Regions from separate parts of the Homo sapiens genome. Here all the other regions are linked to region 4. A link is a contact called in ENCODE Hi-C or POLR2A ChIA-PET data. All regions are on one chromosome and are shown on one strand. Each heading gives the region's core, a stretch centred on a gene start or an enhancer-like site at or near the end of the contact. The rest is flanking DNA. Distances are from core to core; before and after follow the strand shown.

Region 1 (3,435 bases), core at 468-2,967, 1.4 Mb after region 4:
TTATCCCTTTGTATCATTTTGTGTTAAAATAGCCAGCTTGTCAAGTGCTTTGGCCTTTCAGAGATGAGCACTAGAAATACAGGAATACATAGATGTCTTTTTATATAGGCTTTTTCCACCAAATTTAGCTGCAGGGGGATATAAAAGACAAATGTGTTGACAAATGACAAGATGTTACTCACTGTAAAAATATTATTGCATGCACACAATTTCCTGTTATGGTGCATATATTGACTGCAACTTTGTTCAAAATGAACTGTATATTAAGAGAAACATCTTGCCTTGTGATCTGTTCTAGCTTGATTTTGAATTCTCTGAAAGCAGCTGTTTTAAAAAAAAAACCTTGCCCTAAACCTAATAATCACAAATAGACATGAATTTTCCCATGAGAGGCCACAAATTAAAAAAAGATTTTATTTGGATCAAAAGCGGTTTTGTCCAGAAATAGATAAAAATATTTCAGATAAAGTATGTGAAGGATGTGGCTCTGGAGACACATTAAGGAGTGTAACTGCCAACCTCTGTTGAAATGAGTGTTCTTCAATAATGATGTACAGATAGGCATATGGCTATTGAATTTATTATCTATATTTCACTTAAGTCAAAGTCTTTAAAGACAAATTGGGCATCAGAAATAGCATTCATGTTTGTAAGGGCCTCAAGACCCTCTTACCTCATAAGTGTTAATGTATAATTGATTCTAATGCATTGATTACCCAAAGAATATGTATTGTAGTTCCAATGTCTATGAGCAGTAATAAAAGGATCATGTAGTCCAATTTCTTATTTAGCTGAATTGAATCATCTTTAGTATATCAGCTATTAAAATGATATAATTATGAATTCATGTATAATAGTTTTTATTCTTCATCAAACATTGGCATTCTGAAATCTAGGTTAATATCACATCACAAAATCATAATGGATGAATCAAATTGGAGCCAGTATCTGGAACAATTATACATAAACAGAACAAACCTGAACACTTTCTACTTACGCAATCTGGTGCTCTTGAACATATAACTCATTTGGTTTTTAAAAAGTTATGTCACAGAGGGCATCAGACCTCTGCTAGGGTTATGAAACTAGATGTCTTATTCTAGTGACCTCAAACAGTTGAGGCAAAATAGCTCTAGCTGAAGGTTATTCAGTATTCTACATGTTAATTACAGTTGTCCCAGTGGTGTATGTTATGTCTGGAAATAGCACGACAAGCAAGCCCATTCTGGATTAGACAAGGCACCCGGTAGACACAACACTGAACTCAAGGTCTGTATTTGGGCATTGGCATGAGCAAATCCTAACTGTGTTTGGCAGAAATGCAGGTCTAATGATCCTTTCCAAGACTAATCCAAACACAAATGAATGACTGGACTTGGTAAAGTCTTTGGCATACCGCATTTCAGGCAAGAAATAGGTCCACTACTTTTTCCATTCTTTTATTTAAAGTCAGTATTTGATTCTAAATATTTCCTACTCCCTGTGCTAGTCTACATATCTTACAGGGCTACCACACAAAGAGGCAAATATTTTTCTGTGGGGTGGGGATTCTATTGAGGTCAGTGTTTCAGAGCTTGGTACAGGATGTCCCTTCAGCATTCTGAATCCTGGCTCAGTGAAATCACTGATAAGCCAAGCTTTTACTCTTGATTTCCCACAGAGTTGAAAAAAGTATAGCCGAAGTGACTCAGGAGAAATGGGGAAAATGTGTTTTCCCAGCCCAGCAAGCTCCTCCTGTACTCCTCCACCAACCAACATACTCCCACACACTCTCTCTGGCTCTTTTTTATTTTTTTCTTCCTCTTTGGCTTATGCTGTTCTTTTTTGGTCCCTGGCCCTAGTTATGACAGCTGATTGACATTGCTGGCAGTTCCCCTGGTGTCTGGTTAGGCAGAATTCCCCCTGCAAAACTAGGATACAAAACAAAGAGCAGACAACAGTGCAGAAAGGAAGGCTGAACAAAACAGAACCAGGAGAGATGCAATATTGTTTGCTGAAAATATTTTTAAATTTTTCAAAAAGAGGGAGCAAACCTTTAAAAGATTGTTTTAATCATCTGTGTTGCTTTTTTCTTCCCTCCTCTCTTTCTGGCCATCCCTTCCCCCGACCCTCTACATACCATTTTTGGCTTCCATTTCTCCATCTGCGTTCTTCCTTGTATTTTTTTTTTCCTGAGTCATAAACATTTTATCAGTCAGAGTTTTTGCTATTTCTGACCTACCTCAGAGCCAAACATTTGTTTTATCTTATTTATTTTTCCACCTGAAGAGTTAAATCATGATTGTATCAAGTAGAATTATGAGCAATTATTGCCCTACCTCCTCCCATTTCAGACCTATCTTTCACTGTCCTGAAGAAAACTAGATTTTTTGCTGCTTTCAACACTCCCACTATGAAGAGTCCAACACTCCCATCCAAAGATAATCTTTTCTAAAATTTTTTCACATGATAAATGGACCTCTCTATTTTCCCTCTACTTAACCATCTATTAAGTGGATCATTTCCCTGAGAAGTTCCTCTCAGTTCTCTATCATATTTCAAAAGATCACAAACAATTATGTTCATTGAGGTGTTGGTAAGTTAATATATCATCCTTTTGCTAGTACATGCCTTTCAATAAATACTATTAAGGCAAAGAAATAAATATCAACTGATGGAAACTCAGGCTTCAGCAACAGGACTTTTGAGTTATTTTCTGATTTTATAATAATGGCAAACACCTATAATTTTAGGACAGAGGTTTGTCAGGTGTATTAGGCAGAGTTCTAGCAGCTCCTTAATCTTCTTTTTCTTTCAGCAACTTCATATAAAATGTGAATTTAACTTTTATGTTACTCATGTTAATATACTTCCATAGTTTCTCTACCTCCACAGAACATTCTCTTATATTATTTTTGTGTATGGTAAAAATATATGATAAAAGACTTGCATCAGGAATTTTAATGAACTCCTAAAACTCCACACTAAGAAAGAACAAGGGCTAGGCACAGTGGCTCACACCTATAATCCCAGAAATCTGGGAGGCGGAGGTAGGCAGATTGCTTGAGCTCACAAGTTTGAGACCAGCCTGGGCAACATGGCAAAACCCTGTCTCGATAGATAGATAGATAGATAGATAGATAGATAGATAGATAGATAGATAGATAGATAGATATTCAACAATTAGCCAGGCGTGGTGGTGTGTTGCTGTGGTCCCAACTACTCACGAGGCTGAGGTGGGAGAATTGCTTGAGTTGCCTGAGCCTGGGAGGCAGAGGTTCCAGTGATCCAAGATCGCACCACTGAACTCCATGCTGTCTGGGCGATACAGCCAGACTTTGTCTCAAAGAACAAAAAAAAAAAAGAAACAGAAAAGAAAAAACAAGCAACCCAAATTTAAAATGTCAAAGGACTGAACAGATACTTCACCAAAGAAAGTACTGATGGTAAAGTAGC
Region 2 (3,385 bases), core at 118-2,617, 1.3 Mb after region 4:
AAAAATAAGCAACAGCAACAAAGATTCAACCAGTATTGAAAGCCACAACACTTATAAGTAATCTGCAAACAAGAGTACTAGAACTGCAGTAATACAAATTTTAAAACAGACAAAGCCTCTGCTCTCGGTTTATGATATATTGAAAGAAGTAAACACATCAACCACTATTTATAACTTGAAGCAGAATATGATAATCACTTTCATTAAAGTACTTACAAAGTGTCATGTAAAAAAAGAAGAGAAAAAAATACTTTTGTCTAGGGAGAATCAGAGAGGGCTTGATGGGAAGTGTAGCGTTTGTGTTGGATCTTGAAGAAGGAGTAGGATTCCAATGGGCAGAGATGGAGAGAAATTCTAGGTTCCAGCCACAAGAGCATCAGCATCTACCTCTAAAAAATCCTCACGGTCCCTGCCAATTTGATCACCCCTAATTTTACCGACAAGAGGTTAAATTACTGATTTGAAAGAGGTTGATATTTTGTTGAAGTGATCCATATCAATCGCACAGTACAAATCAAAGGAACTTGAACTGAGCCATATTACAAACTACTTTTGTACAACTCCCAATATAAATATACTCAAATATTTGTTTAATCAGACTGCCAACGAACTAAAATTTTCTTAAAAGAAAAAAAAAATGTCCAGTGACCCTCTTCAAATCAGAACTGAATCTATGTGGGGTTTTTCTTTAACTTCTATAATTACAACAAAAAATCAAAGCAACCAGTATGTTCTCCAAATCAAATCTGAGCTAAACCAATATTGATTACATCTGGTTCATATCTGCGGTTATCAATAAAACACCAATTACATGACCAAAATTTGGAAACCAAATGCTAAATCTTACTAAACTGAGGTTTTTGCAACACCGATTTGACAATTTGGAGAGTTTTTAATTTAGAAAAATTCTCATCAAGGGCAAAACAAAGTACAAAGAGTTCCTGAGCTTAAATTCCTGATTCAATCTTTAAACTGTATTTTCCTTTGTTGCCAAATGATTCATTCGGACATTGCAAAGTAAATATGAAAACATCTGGGGGGATATTTTTGCTGGGGGTTACTTACTAATAAGAACAACCAGGTACCTCAAAATGTGCGGCTTCTTAATGAATAAATGCTTGTCAAGTGACTGCTGAGTTCATCTTAACACATGCTCTTTATACACACTGGCTCTCTCAGTACCATGAGAAGCAGAGAGGCAGGGATCTGATGACTAAATAGACCTTTTTATTCATTGCTTTGATCTACCACCAATTCTATTTAGTCATCTCTGCTCTGAAAACCAAATTCCTTTATAACTCTGAGGGCACATGATGGCTTGTTTTGGCACTAACTCTGCACAGCTAAAACTCTGGGCTACAGAAGCCAAAAGATTTAAGAGCCTCTCACCTCACAAACTTGAGTTTCAGGTCAGGGCAGTGACAACCTGTCAGAATCTCGTTTGTGGCACCCAAGCAAGCCAAGCGCATGGACAGCGGAAATGGCTAGAAAAATCCTCAGACCCTGTTCCTCTTGGCCATTAATTCCATTGATTATTTTGGTGTTTAAATACTGAGACAGGCCCTGGTGCCAGCCCAAATACAACTAGTCAACTTACATTTCCGTTGGCCTTTTAGAACATGCAGATGTACCAAAATCCTAAAACACAGCTGAGTTAAAAATTAAAAAAAAAAAAAAGAAGAAGAAGAAGAAAAAGAAGAAAGAAAAAAGAAAGCAGCAAGGGGGAAAAGTGTTCCAAACAAACGAAATGTTGATCTGCCTTTTATTAATTTCATTTTTTATCTTCTTGTGTACAGATTTTTGACAGCTGTGACATTCATGGGCAATGCATTTGAAAAAGAAGACATAAATATTCAGAGACATATTAGAATGCTGTTCAATGTAAGCACCTGTCTACTTAGTGTTGACAGAAAATCATTTACTTTGCTTTATGCATGTTCCCTCCAGAGACCACAGAGGTCCTATTTTATTTAAAGAGCTGGTCCTAACATCAGTGCTTGCTCTTGAAACTGCAGTATATGCAGCTAATTATATTTATTGAGGAAACAATTTTGTTTTATATTTTCAATAATACTTAAACAATTTTGTCAATCTTGACCTCAGAAATGATTTTCCCCAAGGATTCAGTTAACCAAAGACTTCATACAAGGCCTGAAACCAGTGTCCTTACACTACACTGTTGCCATTATCACCTAGGGAAGTTTTTGAAGCACAACTTTCAGAGAGAAGTGTGCGAGGTAAGACTGCAAGATCTCTGTGGGTCTAAGGAAAACATCACAGTCAATAAAATCCATGCTAGCATCCACATATATGCATTTATTATGTATTATAGTGATATAATCTGAGAAATTCATATTGCATAAAACAATACATCATTAAAAGCTACATGAATCATGAATTGTAAATTAAATGTATCAAATTTGGTGAAGTTTTTATTTCTTTTCTACTTGGTAAACCTTCGTTTCTTTTCCACCCTTGCCAAATCAGAAAGGTAATCTCAGGTCTTGAGTGAAAGGTGACCGCACATGGAGAAAAGGAAAGGAAAAGAGGGAGGGAGGGAGGGAGGGAAGGAAGGAAAGAAGGAAGGAAGGGAGGAAGGGAGGGAGGGAGAAGGAGAGGGAGAAAGGAAAGCAGAAAGGAAGAAAAAGAGGGAGCGAGGGAGGGAGAAAAGGAGGGAGGAAGAGAGGGAAGCCAACCTTTATAGGGACACTGAGATTACTGTGAGGTGACCTCGTTAGGTGATTTCTATATGGCCCCACGAAGCCGTCTAACTTGTTCCCAAGTGATTAAAATAGGCATGGCTAAGTTAAATAATTATTCCCCCAGAATAATTTCCTTTCTTTACTTGGTAAAACGCCTATCTTGAAAAAGTATGGTTTGCCATGGGTTGACGCCTGACTACTGAGAAAAATCCTTTAGCTGAATCTCAGGTCAGAATTAGAAATGTACCGTGTCATCAGAAATATAATGAAACACAAACGGGAGTGAACAAAGCCTAATTTTTTGACTACGACATTTCTCTCCATTTTAGTTTTACCTGACATGAGCGTATAGTGATGTTAGCTCCCCTGATGTGGCACGGGTGGATGAGGCTTGGGGGAAAGGCAAGCAGAGACCTGGGAGCTCACGACTTCCAAAACCTTACAATGCTGCCACCTACAGGCCGAAACTTCTAAAGCGGATTCCATCAATACTGTGTTTTCCTTCCCTTAACAATGAAAAAACACACAAGATTGTGGTAGAAGACCAAAGCCCCAAACCCAGAGTCCTGTAAAGAGTTAAGTCACCAGGTGATGTGAAAGAACAGGCCCTTTAGCTTAGCTAGTTCAGTGCCGTTACATAATTTAATTAGGATCATCACACGGCAACCGAAGCTGTCTAGAGG
Region 3 (3,684 bases), core at 798-3,297, 1.8 Mb after region 4:
CTGCCTTCCTCAGGTCTTCCCCACCCCTCACCATACCTGACAATTGTTTTGTTTTGCTTGTTTTGGGAGGGTTACTTTATTTTATTTTTGGTTGGAAATAAAAATTGTATACATTTATGAGATACAATGTGATATTTTGCTATACATTTACATTGTGGAATGATTAAATCAAGCCAATTAACATATCCATCACCTCACATACTTTTTTGTGGTAAATCATAGAAGCTTTTGACATTCTAGAGGTTTTATTTATTTATTTATTTATTTATGCAGTGACAGGATCATAGCTGACTGCAGCCTCAACCTCCTGGGCTCAGGTGATTCTCCCACCTCACCTTCCTGAGTAGCAGGGACTACAGGCGCACGCCACCACATCCAGCTAATTTTTATATTTTTTGTAGAGAGGTTTCACCATGTTGCCCAGTCTGGTTTTGAACTCCTGGCCTCAAGCAATCCTCCCACCTCAGCCTCCCAAATTGCTGGGATTACAGGTGTGAGCCACCATGGCTGACCAGAAGTTTTTATTTCCTCAGAGGTTAATTGTGCAGTTATTTCAGACATGCGGAAAAGTAGCATGAATAAGAATGATACTAGAATGTTCACATATCTATATATTTTGTACCATCATTCACCTGTTGCTGACATTTGCTCCATCTGCATTACCAGATAACTGTGCTCACTCATTCTCTTTTATCTCTCTGAATATATGTGTGTGTGTGTTTGTATATATGCATATATATACACACACATAAGATATGCATATATGTATATGTGTATACACATGCACAACACATTTTTTCTGAACCTTTTGAAAAGTAGTAGCATGGTCCTTTACTCCTATATACTACAATACCTAAAAATAAAAATTTCCTAAAAATAAAAATATTGTTTTATATACAAGTAAAGTTAAAATTGATGCATTTTTCTAATCCTTCATCTGTATTTCAATTTTGTTAGTTAACCCAACGATATCCTTTATACTGTTGTTTTTCCTCAGGAAAAACAGGGTCGGGACTGTTTTTAGGACTCAACCTAGGATCAGGTATTACATTTAGTCTCTTCAGTCACCTTTAATCTGGAGCATTTCTATAAAGCTTTGTTTTGCTTTTATAGCATTCAAATTTTTGAAAACTGTAATTCCATCTTTAATAATAGAGAATTCTTTGTTTTGGTTTTACATGATGTTTCTTTGTGGGTAGATTGAGGTGACATGTTCTGTGCCCAATACAGAGTGAGAGATGATGTGCTCTTCTCAGGGTGTCACATCAGGAGGCACACTATATCCATCTGCCCTCAACGGGGATGTTAATTTTGATGACCTAGTCAGAGTAGTGCCCAGTTTCTCTACTGTGTGGTTATCAGTTTTTCTCTTGCCACTAATAAGGAAACAATTTAATGTAAATATACTAGATTACAGCTTTTTAAATGACTTGAACTAAACATATTTTTGTGATTGTACTGTGCACAGTCATACTATAAAAGCCCTAAAGTTGCCCAGACTTTCCTATCTACTTTTCTTTATCCCTGAAATGCTCTCTTTCCTCTCGGCCACCTCGCTCTGAAACTGCCTTTGTTCTTAAGGGCCACGTGACAACATCCACCCAGTCTTTTTGCTTCCTGACTTTTCTCAGTCTGAGCCTGACTTCTGGAATCAGACTGAACATGTTGGGTGTGTTCTCTGCAGAGAGCTCTGCTGAGGTAATTACAGGTTCTGGAAACCATAGTGACCTGAACTTTACTGAGGGAGGTAACCTATTTGGAGATAAAGTCCAAATATGGTCAAGAATGAAAGCAAAAGTTTGAAGCCAGAAAGTCAATTCTTAGCCTCAGAATGGGAGGTTATGTAAGGCCCCAAAAGGGCAATCAATCATGAAATTCAAAGCCAAAATCAACAGGTTGAGAGACGTGGTACAATTTGTGTTAAGGCAATAGGTTTAGAATTAATGCCCTGAGGTTGATAGAGGTCTGTCTTTATGTGAAAACAGCTCTGCAGCAAAGACACAAGCCTGATAGCCTAACAGAGCCTGACTCTGCCCTGCTTTGGCTTTGAATGATAGAACACCATGACTCAATAAGGGGCATGACCTCAGAGAGGGTAGAGCAGGCTCCCAATAAGAGTAAGCATAGTGAGGATGCATGGTGCAGTTCTAGAAAGAAAAGAGCCAATTGAGTGCATCACTTGAATTATTTCCCTTGGTGGGAAATGTATTTTATTTCTATGTAATATTATAAAAAACAGTTTAGAAACACACTGTATTATAAACTTTAAGCTCACTTCCAAAGATACAGGAGAACAAGAAAAACATGCATGAAGTTAGTAAAAGTGATCTAATTAGCATTCTTATAGAATGAGCTGTAGATTTACTGGAGTCTTACTAAAGGGAAAAATACCAGAGCACCAGACTAGCACATCAATCATTTGAGATTGTCTGACAGTCTTGAAGAGGATATCCTGGCTGCAGAAAGCACACTGCTGTCTTAAGGCTAGGGGCCCAGGTCAGAACATAGGAAGAACAAAAGATGAGCAGTTTTGAAAGGAACCAGCTGGCTTAAGGTGATCCAAAGTGCACAGATGTTAAAACCTTAGTGTTCCAGCAATACAATTACCCAAAACAAGAATAACAGAATAACCACTACAAAATTATAAGACTCGATTTAGCTTTTTGACCCTTGAGGTCTGAGTATTTATGTCATGCTAATTTTTTACTACTTTAATGTAATTATATTTTGTGTCTTCTGGTTGATGGCTATAAAAAAACAAAATTTCTTACAAAAGTTGAATACTAAATTGTAACTGATCTTTATTAGAGATATGTATAGAATTCTGTCTATGTGAGATCTTAAAGATCTTTCGTGCTTTTTAAATGGTCTAAGCACAATAACCAATACTTCATAATTTCCTGTGTAATTATCTCAAACTTCCTCATACTTAATACAGGTGGTTTTATGGCAAGTCAAGAGATGGTAGATCTCAAGTCAATTATGAACTTCCTAAATTGGTAATTGAATGTAAAACAGAATAATCTAAAACTGAAAACTAAAGTGGTTTGAATCACAGGAATAATCAGGAACTAAAAACATACGAGATTTGGAAAATGTTAATTTTGTTGTTTCACAGTGTGAGTATGTGGTTAAAGTCATGAAAAATAGCTCAACATTCTTTAAGACCTTAGTCATTGTTTTCTATTTAATGATGTTGAACACTTTGTGAGTGTAAGGGGTGTTATTAATAATTATTTGGAGGCAAAACACACCCTAGAAAAGAGTTACTGTGTGCCCTTTAAAGATATTTAAAATGAAGCATCATCTATAGTAGAACCAACAGCGTACTACCTGACTTGAGACAACAAGTTTACTTACTCAACAGACATTATCAAACACTTCAAACCTTTATGGATATCTCAGTACCTTTAATGAGTATATGAGTTGGTCATGTAAAAATTCCATGTTGTATTCACCATACCATACAAGGAGATCTCCCTTGCTGTCATGTGAAGATGTGAAAACAATAATATTAAAAGTGTCCCTCTGTGACTAGTTGTCTATATTTTCAATTCTAGGGCAGAACAGCATAAAATAAGCAGAATTACAAGTTTGATTATCAAACTCTGTAAGTATATCACGTTCGTTTGTTATTTGTATTCAGAGAATGTGAGGGTGAGACTATGTAATTTAGCTGCAGCT
Region 4 (3,379 bases), core at 653-3,152:
ATATGTGAGGGCCGATTTCCCGCAGACATCATTGTTATGATGGCTCATTTAATCAAACTGTTTAATTGCTCTGGTAATCACTATCATCATCACAGGTGCTCAATCATTCATCATTTTTGGAGGGCTTTATTGACCTCCGGAGTTCATTCCTCAGCCCTATTAAAACGAGGCCAAATTTCTCCGACTCCGCTTGGAGTCTCTGCAGGCTGCAATCTTAGCCTAGTTTCTGTTGCTCGAAAGCTTACAGTGAAGCAGGGAACATGGAACGGGGGCCAAAAAAAAGAGCCCTCCCACCCGCCCTCCTCCCCGCTCTCTCTCGCTCTCTCTCTCTCTCTCTCACACACAACACACACACAGAGTACTTTATTCTCTCTAATCAACCTCCCCCATCCCACCCTCCCTCCGCGGGAAAGTCGGTTAGACGCGGCTCGCGGAAGACACTACTCTCCACTTCTCAGAATGGGTTCAAAGTTGGGGAGGGATGCGGCTGTTGGAGAACAACAGTCCGCTTTCCACTCTCTGGGCCAGGGACTGGGAGGGCGAGAGCGAGAAGTTGGGGAGAGGACGCGCTTCCAGCGCCTGTCCGCCCGGCCGCGCCACAAGGGGCCGAGGGGCATGGGGGCTGCTGGGCGGCAAGGCTTGCGCGGGGTGACCGTGGCTCCGCCCCCAACTCCGGGCTCGTAGTGATTGACGCGCGGCCGCCGGGAAACCAGCCGCGCAGAGGTGAAGCCTGGTGCAGCTCGGGCCAGGGAGGACAGGGCACCGGCCACAACTAGTTTCCACCCAAACGGTGTGGGGTAGTTCCCTTCGTTTCCTTTTCCTTTTTGGAAAAGTTCTTTCGGAGCTGGCCCCATCTCCCTGACCCCGCGAAATCGCCCCTGTGTAATTAACACAGCCATTAGCAGGCGTTACCGCGGCCCGCCGCTGCGCCTCGGGCGACCACAACAAAGCTGGGCTGTGAGCGCCGGCCACTCCTCCTCGCCCGGCAACTTCTTTCTCCCCCACTCTCTCCGTCTTTTCCTCCTGTGCTTCCCAGCTCTGAGTGAGATCCACTTTGGAGACGCACACTAGTCGCGCGCGCGCACGGGCGCGCGGGCGCGCGCGCGCACACACACACACACACACACACACACACACACACACACACGCCTTTGGCTACATCGGACCCAGATGACTGCCTCCTCACTTCCTCCCTCCCGATTCCGCCGCGGCCCCCAAAGACTCTCGGGGTGGCCCCTTGTCCGCACCGCTTGGAGGGAGTGTGCTCTGAGTTAAGCTGGTCTCTTCTGGTCCTGGAAAAAAATGAGTATTGACAAGGTTGCTGGATCTGCGCAGAAAAGAAAGTGCCACTTAATAAAAAATTTAGCCCGGCAGTGGTACCGTCTGCAGAGCTTGCTGCCCTTGGACGTTAGCAGGAAGCCTTCGGGGTGCTGTAATCGGCGGGCAGAGGAGAGGGAGGCCGCGGAATTAAAAGGAACAAAAGCTAGAGCGCCATGCCAAACGTCCCCGGCAAGACCCAGTTAGGCAGGAGCCGGGAGTGATGGGAAAATGAACTAGAAGTAAGTTTTTTTTTTTTTTTAAATGAAAAGATCTGAGGCGGTACCGTACTTTCCCTGTGGTTTTCTGCAGTTTTCCTCTCTGCGCTCTCCCTGTCCTCTTCTCTCTCCCCCTCTCCCTCTCTCCCTGTTCGCGCGCGCGCGCGCGCAACACACACGCGCGCACGCACACACATACACACACACTCACACACACAGACACACTCTCCTTTTCCTCCCCCCCGCCGTCCCCCATCCCCGTGGAGGAGCAGGCTTGCTGATTTGCTCGGGTCCGCCCGGCTCGAGCCTCCCCTCCCCCTCCCGCCCCCCCGCCTCCCCCACCCCCCCAGCCGGGGCTGTCCGATCGCACTCGTTGCATATCAGAGGCTCGGCGCGGCGCGCTCCTCCTCGCTCCCGCTCCCCACTCCCGGGATGTGTCTCCGCCGTACGACGGGCTATGGCCACCACGACTTCCGGGTTCCGTCATTTCGTTCTCCCGCCGCCGACCCGCGCCGCCAAACTGAGGCTCTTCAATAAGCCAGGCAGCAGCCAACCTGCCAACACCTACTGACACTCACTCATCTCCCAGAGAGAGAAAGAGAGCGAGAGAGAGCGAGCGCGAGAGAGCGAGCGCGAGTGAGAGCGAGCGAGCGAGCGAGAAAGAGAGAGAGGGAGAGACAAAATACCTACCAGGAAAGGGGGGGAGGAAGTCCAATTTTTGCAAACTATTCATTTTTTTTTCTTGATTTTTCTCACTGCTTTCTTTGAACAATACTTTAAAGAGAGAGGATCGTATTATAGATACCGCGGGGGCAAAGCTAAAAAAGGGGGGAGGGGGGAGGAAAAAATTCAAGAAGCAGAAACCCCTCGCGGAGTTTTACTGGAAGAAAAAAACGGGTCTGAAAGATTCCTCCTCTTCATCATCATCAACCATCATTCATTCACTACCTTGACATTCCGGGCTTTGATTGACAGCTGGAGTGGCAAAAAGCCATGAAACACGACAGTTCGGTTACATGTGGGCTGCTGACGGGCCGCTCGTAACCTTCAGTTCGGGGGCTTGACAATTTTTTTCTTCTTTTTCTTCTTTTTCTTTTCTTTCTTTTTTTTTCCAACTGAGGGGAAGAGAAGAGAAAGAGGGGGAAAGGAGGACCGAAGAGGAGGAGGAGGGGAGGGGGGAGGAGGAGGAGGTGGAGGAGGAGGAGGAAGATCAGGAGGAGGAGGAAGAAGAGGAAAAAAGAGAAAAAGAAGAAATATCACAGAAAAAAAAATTCTTCGTTGTCTAGACTGGGCTTTTTTTCCCCCCTAAAAAATAGCATATTGGAGAATTGGGAGAAGTCTCTTTGGTTTGGAAAAAAAAAAAAGGAATCTTCAGCCTAGATCACTTTCTTATCCGGACTGGGATATTAAATATACGACACATCCAGGAGTTTATTGGAGCGCAGACTGATGGCGCAAAGGGTAGGTTTAAATCTCCAACACTTACCTAGATATAAATCCTCTCCTAAGAGGGGCCTGTCCCGATGCCTCCTCTCCCTTCAACGCTTCTGCTGCTGCTCGCTGCTTGATGATGGCGGCCAGTATTTTAAAAAATAGCAAAATTATTCATCGGCTTCTTTCCCTCCCGTGCCTCTGCGTGTGTGCGAGTGTGTGTGCGTGCGTGTGTGCGTGTCTGGGCGCGCGTGTTCCAGCGCTGTGCGAGCGGGCGGGCGGCGAGTGCGTGTGAGTGGTGTGTGTGTGTGCGTGTGCAATCGTTACACGCTTTCGCCTCGCTCCAGCTTTTACCCCAGCAGCGCGATTCCCCCGGTTCTCCTGCTGCCGCTGCTGCGCCGCTGCCGCCGTGG

The links. A loop is a pair of places that touch in the nucleus more often than their neighbours do. ChIA-PET counts read pairs that join two places held with the same protein, here RNA polymerase II (POLR2A). Pooled maps may share reads with other maps.
Region 1: a map of ascending aorta shows a loop between it and region 4 (10-fold over the local background). The contact joins the enhancer-like site here to the promoter of MEIS2 in region 4. A Hi-C loop is called at or near these places in 4 of 168 maps with a recorded cell type or tissue (ascending aorta, chondrocyte, endothelial cell of umbilical vein and 1 more) and 12 of 50 pooled maps.
Region 2: a loop to region 4 is called in a map of ascending aorta, with 2.3 times the contacts of the local background. The contact joins the enhancer-like site here to the promoter of MEIS2 in region 4. A Hi-C loop is called at or near these places in 6 of 168 maps with a recorded cell type or tissue (A673, IMR-90, Right ventricle myocardium inferior and 3 more), 22 of 37 single-sample maps with no recorded cell type and 16 of 50 pooled maps. POLR2A ChIA-PET finds 5 or more read pairs at or near these places in 1 of 52 experiments (Caco-2).
Region 3: a map of endothelial cell of umbilical vein shows a loop between it and region 4 (5-fold over the local background). The contact joins the enhancer-like site here to the promoter of MEIS2 in region 4. A Hi-C loop is called at or near these places in 3 of 168 maps with a recorded cell type or tissue (ascending aorta, endothelial cell of umbilical vein and prostate gland), 3 of 37 single-sample maps with no recorded cell type and 5 of 50 pooled maps.

The regions. Positions count from the first base shown.
Region 1 is chr15:35,689,178-35,692,612 of GRCh38, reverse strand. All of the region lies in intron 1 of DPH6-DT (DPH6 divergent transcript), which reads right to left. Among named protein-coding and RNA genes, the nearest start is that of DPH6-DT, 140 kb to the right of the region's middle. Within about 2 kb of position 1,717, at least 8 of the 41 ENCODE cell types and tissues checked have a DNase peak (open chromatin) inside an H3K27ac peak, as active enhancers do; they include ascending aorta and endothelial cell of umbilical vein, where a contact is called at or near this core.
Region 2 is chr15:35,751,572-35,754,956 of GRCh38, reverse strand. All of the region lies in intron 2 of DPH6-DT (DPH6 divergent transcript), which reads right to left. Among named protein-coding and RNA genes, the nearest start is that of MIR4510, 170 kb to the left of the region's middle. Within about 2 kb of position 1,367, at least 2 of the 41 ENCODE cell types and tissues checked have a DNase peak (open chromatin) inside an H3K27ac peak, as active enhancers do; they include ascending aorta, where a contact is called at or near this core.
Region 3 is chr15:35,304,819-35,308,502 of GRCh38, reverse strand. It overlaps a transcript of DPH6 not described here. Among named protein-coding and RNA genes, the nearest start is that of MIR3942, 66 kb to the left of the region's middle. Within about 2 kb of position 2,047, at least 10 of the 41 ENCODE cell types and tissues checked have a DNase peak (open chromatin) inside an H3K27ac peak, as active enhancers do; they include ascending aorta and endothelial cell of umbilical vein, where a contact is called at or near this core.
Region 4 is chr15:37,099,072-37,102,450 of GRCh38, reverse strand. It overlaps MEIS2 (Meis homeobox 2), which reads left to right and starts at 1,902. Exons shown (of 12, transcript NM_170675.5): 1 at 1,902-2,996. The coding sequence starts at 2,985. It overlaps LOC124903465 (a long non-coding RNA gene), which reads right to left and starts at 3,203. Exons shown (of 2, transcript XR_007064581.1): 1 at 3,022-3,203; 2 at 1-2,650. RefSeq lists silencers at 532-671, 3,121-3,180, 3,331-3,379 and enhancers at 1,372-1,651, 1,902-2,061.